2 separate regions of the Homo sapiens genome follow, and region 2 is linked to region 1. Evidence: chromatin loops called from intact Hi-C (ENCODE). Cell type or tissue: ascending aorta. All regions are shown on one strand. Each heading gives the region's core, and the rest is flanking DNA. Links, peaks and the distances in the headings are about the cores only.

Evidence for each region. A loop is a pair of places that touch in the nucleus more often than their neighbours do. Peaks named below come from ENCODE experiments on the same cell type or tissue, not always from the same donor. Only the 100,000 strongest peaks of a DNase experiment are listed, where the experiment ranks them.
Region 2: it touches region 1 in a loop (2.5-fold over the local background); 1 of 110 quality-filtered maps calls a loop at or near these places.

What each region holds. Positions count from the first base shown.
Region 1 is chr2:229,162,951-229,167,350 of GRCh38, reverse strand. All of the region lies in intron 1 of PID1 (phosphotyrosine interaction domain containing 1), which reads left to right. Among named protein-coding and RNA genes, the nearest start is that of PID1, 110 kb to the left of the region's middle. In ascending aorta, for the core only: a CTCF peak has its summit at 2,241; no DNase peak of the experiment used is centred there; H3K27ac peaks cover 2,269 bases.
Region 2 is chr2:229,245,080-229,249,479 of GRCh38, reverse strand. All of the region lies in intron 1 of PID1 (phosphotyrosine interaction domain containing 1), which reads left to right. Among named protein-coding and RNA genes, the nearest start is that of PID1, 24 kb to the left of the region's middle. In ascending aorta, for the core only: no CTCF peak of the experiment used is centred there; no DNase peak of the experiment used is centred there; H3K4me3 peaks cover 365 bases; H3K27ac peaks cover 2,667 bases.

The sequences.
Region 1 (4,400 bases), core at 317-4,316:
TTTTGGTCACTTAGTCAAGGTAATGTCTGCCAGGTTTTGCCAAAGTAAAGTTCTCTTTGTAAAATAATTATCTTCTGGAAAGATTCTTTGAGACAATATAAATATCTTCATTCTCATCATATTTAGCCCACTAATTTTAGCCTTAAACAATGATTCATGCCTGAAACATTGCTATAGTGTTTGCAATATGGTAACTTTAGATTTTGATAATTTCTTCTATATTTATAAAAGTATAACTTTACTGTAAGGATGAGTTTCTTCTTTCCTCCCTTCTTTCGTTTCTTCTTTTCTTCTTTCCCTTTCTTTCCTTCCTTCCTTTTCTCTCCCTTCCTTTCCTTTCCTTTCCTTCCCCTTCCACTTCCCCTTCCCCTTCCCCTTCCCCTTCCTTTCTTTTCTTTTCAGTACTGTTCATTGATATTTTTTTTAGTCTAGGGTTATAATCCATTACAACCATTATTTATTGTTACTGAAATTGTCTAATGTTGGCCAAGTTGAGAGCTATTTCAGGTTATTCCCAGCGTTCATCCGACAAGTCCTCATCATTTTATGAGCACTATCTTCATTTCTAGCTCAACAAGATGCCCTGGGATCATCTTTTGCTTTTCTTGCCCCAGTCCTAGAATTAGCCATTTATCCAAGGAGAAGGACATTGACTATTAATTTCATAGGGAGTAATATCAATGCAACAGTTCAGTTTCAAAGTCAGCATGGAGATTAAAATCATGTAGAGTCAAAATTTTACTTGGGAATCTCTTAGGAAGGCACCATGTTAGAGGTCAGAATTTATTTCTTAGTCTGTTCCACTCAGCAAATTTTCCCTCTAGCATTGAGCAATCAGATGAAGCCATTTGAATGAATTAAAGGGCCATATTACTTGAAACTATTTTTTCTCTGAAAAATAATTTTAATGAGGTATACTCGACATATAATAAACCATGCATATGTAAAGTGCACAAGTTGGTAGGTTTGGATATTTGTAAACCTGCATGAGACCATCGCCACAAAGCTTTCTTCATGTACCTCACTCTCCTCTCTTCGTTCCTCACTATCCCCAGGCAACAACTGATCTCCTCTCAGTCACTATCCATTGATCTATTTCCTACAATGCTATATAAATGGAATCATACAGTATGTTCTCTTTTTTTGTTTGTGTTCTCAGGATAATTGTTTTATAATTTATGTTGTAGTGTGCATCTGTAGTTTATTCCTTTTCACTTTGTTGAGGAGCATTCCATTGTGTGGATATACCACAGTTTGTCCATTCGCTTGATGAGAAACATTTAGGTTGTTTCTAATTTTCTGCTCTTAAAAATATAGCTACTGTGAGCATTTGTGTACAAGTCTTTTATAAGGACATCTGCTGTCATTGCTAATTTTTCATTGCTAGACAATAGAAAACAATAGAATTTTGTATATTGATTTTGTGTCCTTCAACTTTGCTAAACTCATCCATTCTAGTAGTTTGCTTTTTTTTAGGTTATCTAAAAGAATTGTTGGATTGTCTACAAAGATAATCAAATTTTCTATGAATAAAGACAATTTTACTTCTTCCTTTCCAATATGGAGTCTTATTATTTCTTTTTATTGCCTTATTGCACTGGTTAAAACCATCAGTGTAACATTGAATATAGTTTTAAGGTCATTGCCTGTTTATTATAACATTGTTGTCAGTTCTGGGTAGGCTTTCATTAACTGGTTTATTAACCCTCATGGATTTTATTTTCTTCCATTTTTGCATGTCTCATGTCTGACAATTTTTTTTTTTATTTTTGAGACTGGGTCTCGCTCTGTCACCCAGGCTGGAGTGCAGTGGCTTGATCATAGCTCACTGCAGCCTGGAACTCCTGGGCTTAGTGATCCTGCCACCTCAGCCTCCCAAGTAGCTGGAACTATGGCTAATTTTTTGTAATTTTAGTAAAGATGGGGTTTCACCATCTTGCCCAGGCTGGTCTTGAACTCCTGAGCTTAAGCGGTCTGCCTGTCTCAGCCTTCCAAAGTGCTGGGTTTACAGGCATGAGCCACCATGCCCGGCCTTGTCTGGTGATTTTTGATTGGATGTTAGGTCATTTAAATTTTACCTTATTGGATACTGGATATTTTTGTATTCCTATATTCTTCAACTTTTTGTTGTTGTTAGATTCTGTTAAATTACTTGGAAGCAATCTGATCCTTTGAATCTTCCTTTTAAGATTTGTAGGTGAGACCAGAGCAACATGTAGTCTAGTGCTAATTTCCCCACTAGTGGCACTAGAACTTCTTTATTTCTCTACTCATTGCTCTGTGACTCATGAGTTTTTTCAGTCTGGCTGATGCGAGCAGGCAATGTAACTGGCCCTGTGTGAGCACCAGCACTCTAACCTCTTATTCTTTCCAGTGGATGTTGTCCAGCCTTGAGTTTCCTTTTATGCATATGCTGATCAGTAGTCAGCTGAATATTTAAGGAGACCCTCTGAAAATTTACAGAATTCTCTCTCTGTGAAGTTCTCTTCTCTTGTTTGTCCCCCCAGGCTTTCATCTCTGTCTCCTTAGCTCAGGGATTCCGCTGCACCCTGCTTGTGTTTCTCCTCCCTGCTCTGCAGCCTGCAAACTGTTTCAAGGCAGGAAGCTGGGCAGGTGTACATCTTACCTCATTTGTTTCACATCTCTCAGGGGCCACTGTCCTTCATTGCTTCATACCCAGGGTCACAAACTGTTGTTTCTTAACTTCTGGTTGTTTTAAGTAGGAGGGTCATCCCTGTTCATGTTAATTCATCCTGATTAAAAGTGGAAGTAAACAATATTGATTGTTAGCATTTTAATTGTATTCAGTGCAACAAGATACTCACACCACAAGGGGCATGTGGGAATAACTCAGAGAAGAGCAGATTTCTAAGTACTTGTTCATGTCCCATCCTCATTGAGTGCAATGACAGACAGACATGTTGACCTGTTTATATTGTGTTATATTATTATTCTATCATTCACTGACTCACACCCTCTTAGTTCAATTTTCATAATTTAAATACAGGTAGGAGTCAATTCAGCTATACTTGAATTTTTTTTTTTTCATGAGTAGGTGAAATTTTTGTTCTGTGCTCCTAGCATTTGGCGTTTTACATCAGGGGTTGCAAATTCAAATGCCTAAAAGGGACAAGCAAGTAATGTATGGGAGTGAATTTGGTAAGGCATACAATGACTATAAAAATAGCAAATGGTGTTTAGTATAAACGAGAAAGTTGGCAGGAGGGCAGGCAGAGACCATGGCCAGTTGCAGAGGAAAGCCCCTAGGTCAATAAGGCAGTTGCAACAGTCAGCTGGAGCTAATTGTTAACCATGAGGGAATGTTCCTTTTGCAGAACTTCTGATTTTTCAAAAGACATGGAAATATAGATTTCAGCTATGTATGTATCTCAATTTTTGAAAACCACTTCAAATTTTAACAACAAAGCAGTCTGTGAATTAAATAAAACTTACCTAGAGGCAGCTTGTAACCCATGTTTAACAATGAATTGTTTAACTGTTCACAGTTAGAAAAATGGAAAAATAACTGTTTACATATAGCAAAATGGTTTAGAAGATGACAGAAACTACTTAACTAGGAACATAACACATTTGTGTGTGTGCGTGTGTGTGTGTATTTCAAGTCAGTGACAAAATCAATGAATTAGTGAGTATACACACACACACACGCACACGCACACACACACACACACACACACACTCTCTCTCTCTCCCTCTGTCTCTCTCCCCACTGAGTAAGTGAGCCCTTCACAAGCCTTGGGGGCTTTTGCATACTCCTTGGGCACGGAGTTATTTTGGTTCCTCTCCCACATAATCACTTGAGAGACTCTGGGAAGGTAAAAAAAAAAATGCTTCCATGATCAAAGCTGCATGAATAAATATGGCTGTGTGAACATGAGTATTTTCAGTTAGCTTAATAATAGCCATTTCTTTAATAGATATAGAGCGCCTTTTAAATTTATAAGGATTTGGATGTAGGCCTTTAAAATTAAACTGAAACTATTTTGAATAAGACAGTGACTAGGATGAATTGTAACAAGAAGATAAATGCCAAATTGGTGTAGGTTTTTCTTTTCTTGAAATGCCAGATTGACATAAACTTCATAAGAAGGTTAATTCTTGAAGAAGAAGGTTTAATTTTGTATATGCCTGCTAGATTTTGGAGATTATTTGACCTATTTTGCATTAAAAAAGGGTCAAAGGAAAAAATAGACAAACTCTTAGCATGAAAAATGTTTATAGGTTATAAGTTGAACTAATATGTAAGAGAAAAATAGTTTAAAAAAGTTTAAATAAAAGGTCATTTTAAGTAAAAGTTTTCTTCTTTCATATCATTACTTTTAATTATATACAAATTAGTTGTTAAATATACAAATTGTTTAACAGAATTTTATTTTGAT
Region 2 (4,400 bases), core at 160-4,159, 82 kb before region 1:
GTGAATATATTTATGTCATGCTTCAATAAACTAATGATATTTTATAATTTATTTTTTGTCATCTCTCTTAATTTCTGTGGATGGAAAGGTAAGAGATAGAGTGGCATAATGAGCATGCTAAGAGAAGAATTTTACTTTTGTGTTGAGAGAGGTATTTTTCTTACATTTATCTTTAGAGCCACATGTTAATGGGGGAAAATGCACAATTCTATGTGTTTATATTAAACTTTTTTGAAATGTGTTCTGGATTTTCTTGACATTTAAATAAAGATATTATACATTGCAGATAGCTTGTACCCAAGTTATTTCTACTTACTATTAGGGACATTCCCTTTGTTATATTTAATTTCAGGAATGCAAGAGATGGCAATAGTTGGAGCTATTCATAAATGGCAATTAATTAAAAATATAAAACATAGAATCTGTCTTGTTCAGAGTTGCATCTGTTTTCTGGTGGGCTTTCAGATGGGGGAGAAAGTTTTAGGTTGCTTTTCCTTGTGTAAAACAAAGTGAGCTCCATTTGAGCATCATCAAGAAAGCCAGAGGTCTCTAAGATTCCTAAACACATTATCTGTTGTTGTAGAAAGCAAGGAAGTGCTCAGAAAAAAAAAGTTATTTCAACATGACACAGAAGGCCCCTTGGCTTTCATTGGACAAATTTAGTACACCTCAAAATAAATAACAGCTTTTGAGGATTTTAGCACTTTAAAAAAAAATAAGTCTATGAGTTCATACTAATATAAACTGATTTAAACAAAGGAATAAGCAAACAAATAAATAGATAAGAAAGGTAAGCTCTTCCTTACAATAAAATGTTACCTAATAAATAAAGCAGGGATGATGGAGTTAGAAAATCACCATTTTCAATCATCATAATAATATTTAATCCAGGCAAGAATCATTAGTGATTATAAAACTAGTGTGTGAATGTTTTATGTGGGACAGGTTATTTATAGAATCTCAAAGTATCTCACCAGACACTATCAGTTGACTACAGGAAAATGCTAACTTTCCACTGGAAAAGTCCAATGGAAGAAATTAACTTAGACAAAGAATCAAAGTTAGCATCACCCATAATGAGGCAAACCATGATCGTCTGCCTCCTGATACAACGCACTGAGAAGGCTCACTCGCATCATATTCCTGTTCCAGGAGCATGTATTCTCTAAAACAACTGTCTCAGGCTCTTCAAAAATATCAGTACCATGAAAGAGAAAAAAAGGCTAAGAAACTGGTCCAGATTGAGTAGACATGACAACCCAGTGCAGTACATGATCTTGAATTTGATCCTGGACCAGGAAAAACATTAGTATAAATGACTTCACTGAGTTAGTTGGTGACATAATTTTACTATGGTTAGGCAAGAGAATGTTCTTGTTCTTAGGAAATATATACTGATATATTTAGGGATGAAGGGGAAATAGCGTCTGTATCTTACTCTCAAATGCATGTGGGTAAAGGGAGGAAAAAGGTAAGGAAAGGGAAGAGAGAGAAGGAAGGATGAGGAGGATGAGAAGGAAGAGGAGTAGTAAGAGAAGGAGGTGGGAGAAAGTGAATAAGTGAGAATGACAATATATAATAAAGCAAATGTGATAAAGTGTTGGTGGTTGGTAGATCTGATAAAGCTGTCTTATTCTTGCTGTGTTTTGGTATGTTGGAGGTTATTTCCAAGTAAACTGTTAAAGAAGAAGACATTATGCATGCGTGTTCATAAATGTCACTTCTAGTTGTTTTAGGGAGTGGTGGTCACTGAAGTGTCTGTGCCTAAAGGCAGGGGCTGTTCTCCAGTGCAGAGCCTAGTATCCGGCAAAAGTAGGTAGTTTCTAAATATCTTTTGGATGTTTGCATGGACCCCAAGGCCCTGAATTCCCTCGAGCTGTAAAATATTTATCTTCCAACCATTGCAAATGCCAATTGTAAAGAAATATTTTGCTATTTCCAAGTTCGCTTGCACTAGTTATGAGATGTTTTGCTATTTCCAAGTTCACTTGCGCTAGTCCTACAGCAATTTAGTTGTAGTTGGTGGGACATAAGCAGGGATATCTTACAGGCAGGATGCATGCATCTCTGCACTCTTCTTCCTGTAATCTGGCAGGAATATAAATGTGATGGTCATTTGAGAGGCCCTTTTAAGCCATGTGAGAGGAGCCATGTGCTAAGAACTGTAGAACATAAAGATGTGTGAGTTCTGGAGCTTTCATACTAGCCTTGGGCCTCTCACTCCAGGCTTTGTTTCTGTGTGAGAGATGGAAATGTCTATGTCCTTTAAACCAATGTTCTTTTGCTTTATCTTTCATTTGCAGCTGAAGCTAATCCTCAATGATACACCGTGCTTTCTAGAAATCATCATTGTTAAATTTTTGCTCCTCTATGGAGCTTTGTATTCAGTTTGCCCCATATGCACATTAATGATAGAAGTTTTCTGGTTTTATTTATATTCCCTTTCTGTTTTCCCTGAGTAGAATTTTTCTTATTGTGATGTGGATTCTGTTTCTGTACTTGAGTTGGTGGGTCATTGTCTGTGGCTTTGGTTATTTTTACTGCTGAGGCTACCTTACTTTTTTTCCATCATGATAAACCTTCTCCATTTTGCAAATTGCTAAATTGGTCTGAAAAGATTGTGAGAACTGGCTTTCTTAGGCGACTTCTTGTGCTGACCAACCCAGCTGGAGACCGGATGTGCAGAGGTAAGCACTTGGAATAATCAGAAAATAGGAAATTTTAACTATTCCCAGTTGCCAGAGACATTTTGCTTCAGTTGAAGGATTGGAGGCAGGTTTTTATAATGCTGGCCTTGCCTAGTGAGTTTTGTTGAGCAAATCTTTGTACTTTTTGGAATCCACTCATGTTTTTATTTGTTCCGTGGATGGTTCTTCCTCTGCAACTATTTATTGCCACTAAAGTTTGCGGCACAGTCAGTCCCACAGATAATAAATGGGTGTGTGTGCCCACAGCTCAACATGAATAGAGTGACTGACTTCCAGCTTGTTTATTGTTAGACGGGTATGTAACCAAGGAAGCCTAACTCTTCAATTATGTGTATGTGTGTTTCTGTGTAGTGAAATATGGGCCTGAAAATGGACCTTGCAGGGATATTGCATGATATTCCATTATTTCCTTTACAGCAATTATTTTTCAAATGTTACGTGAATGAGGATGGTATTTACTTGCATAATTTCATAGTTATGTTATTTCATGACCTGAATGCCAGCAGCTCCGCAGTTTGAAGCATCATTTCCTTCTGGTAGGCTGGCTGTATTGGCTCCCTGGCTAATATGAATTTGAAAGATAATTGATAATTACCTAAATGTAAAGCATTGCATTTGGAACTGCTGTGGGTGAGGTCTTCCAACTTTTTAAACTCTAACTAGCCTAGACAGGAATCAGCGATTGCTATTATATGCAAATTCTGTTTTTATTTCTACAGAAAAGAGAAGAAATAACTCTTATTTGTTCAGGTTTACCAAAGAAGTACCTGTCACAATTTGGTCTGCAAAATGAAACAAACAGAGCACGAAAAACAGCCCAACAACCAACGAAACTACAGCCAAAATGAAGGATGCAGGATAAAACATGACTTAAACATTCCCTTGGCCTAAGTGAACGTGGTATAATGGGAACAGGGTAGAACTAGGAATTGGGAAATTTTCAGGGAAGTTTTAGCCCTACTAAGTACTGTCTTTATAACTTTGGGCAAGTTACACAAACTTCTGAGCCTCAATTTCCCCATTCAGCAAAATGAGTCTAATAAAATCTACCTCATTAGCTTCTTCTGAGTGTGAAATGAGATAATATATGTAAAAATGTTTCATAAACTATAAAATACGTTCAAGTATTTTTTATCAGTCTGCTGATAAAAGGTGTGGCATAGCTGCCCCAGACCCCCAGTGCTAATTGTCTTGGTAAGCAGCACTGTAATTTGCACTCTAAGTAATAGTAAGTGTTAAGAATTTGTAAGAATTTTTAATGTAATGTGCACAAATCTATTCTGATTAAAACAAGTAGCATCTTCATACCTTCAGGATTATAATTGTTGTTAGTAAAGGCTGATGAGAGGGAAGGAAAGTAGGCAAGGCAATACAAGTTGCCTTTTTCACTTGAACTTGGGAATGAGGAGTAAGAAGCACTTGAGCTTATATCCACCACTGCATCTTTTACCAGGAGGCTTGGAGTGTTACAAGAAGCATCATTTTCATCTTGGCCTTGTTTGGGAGTAGGGAGGCACATGGCCAAGAGACAAGCTTTATGAAGTCATGTGCTCCAAAGGGAACACAGGAAAAAGGGAGTGCAAGAGACTTAGTCATGCAGAAGAGTTTCACACAACAGGTGGGCTTTTAAGAGTGTTGTCAAGGAGAAGATGCAAATGCCTTAATTAGTTTGGACAGCTCTTTTAAGTGTAA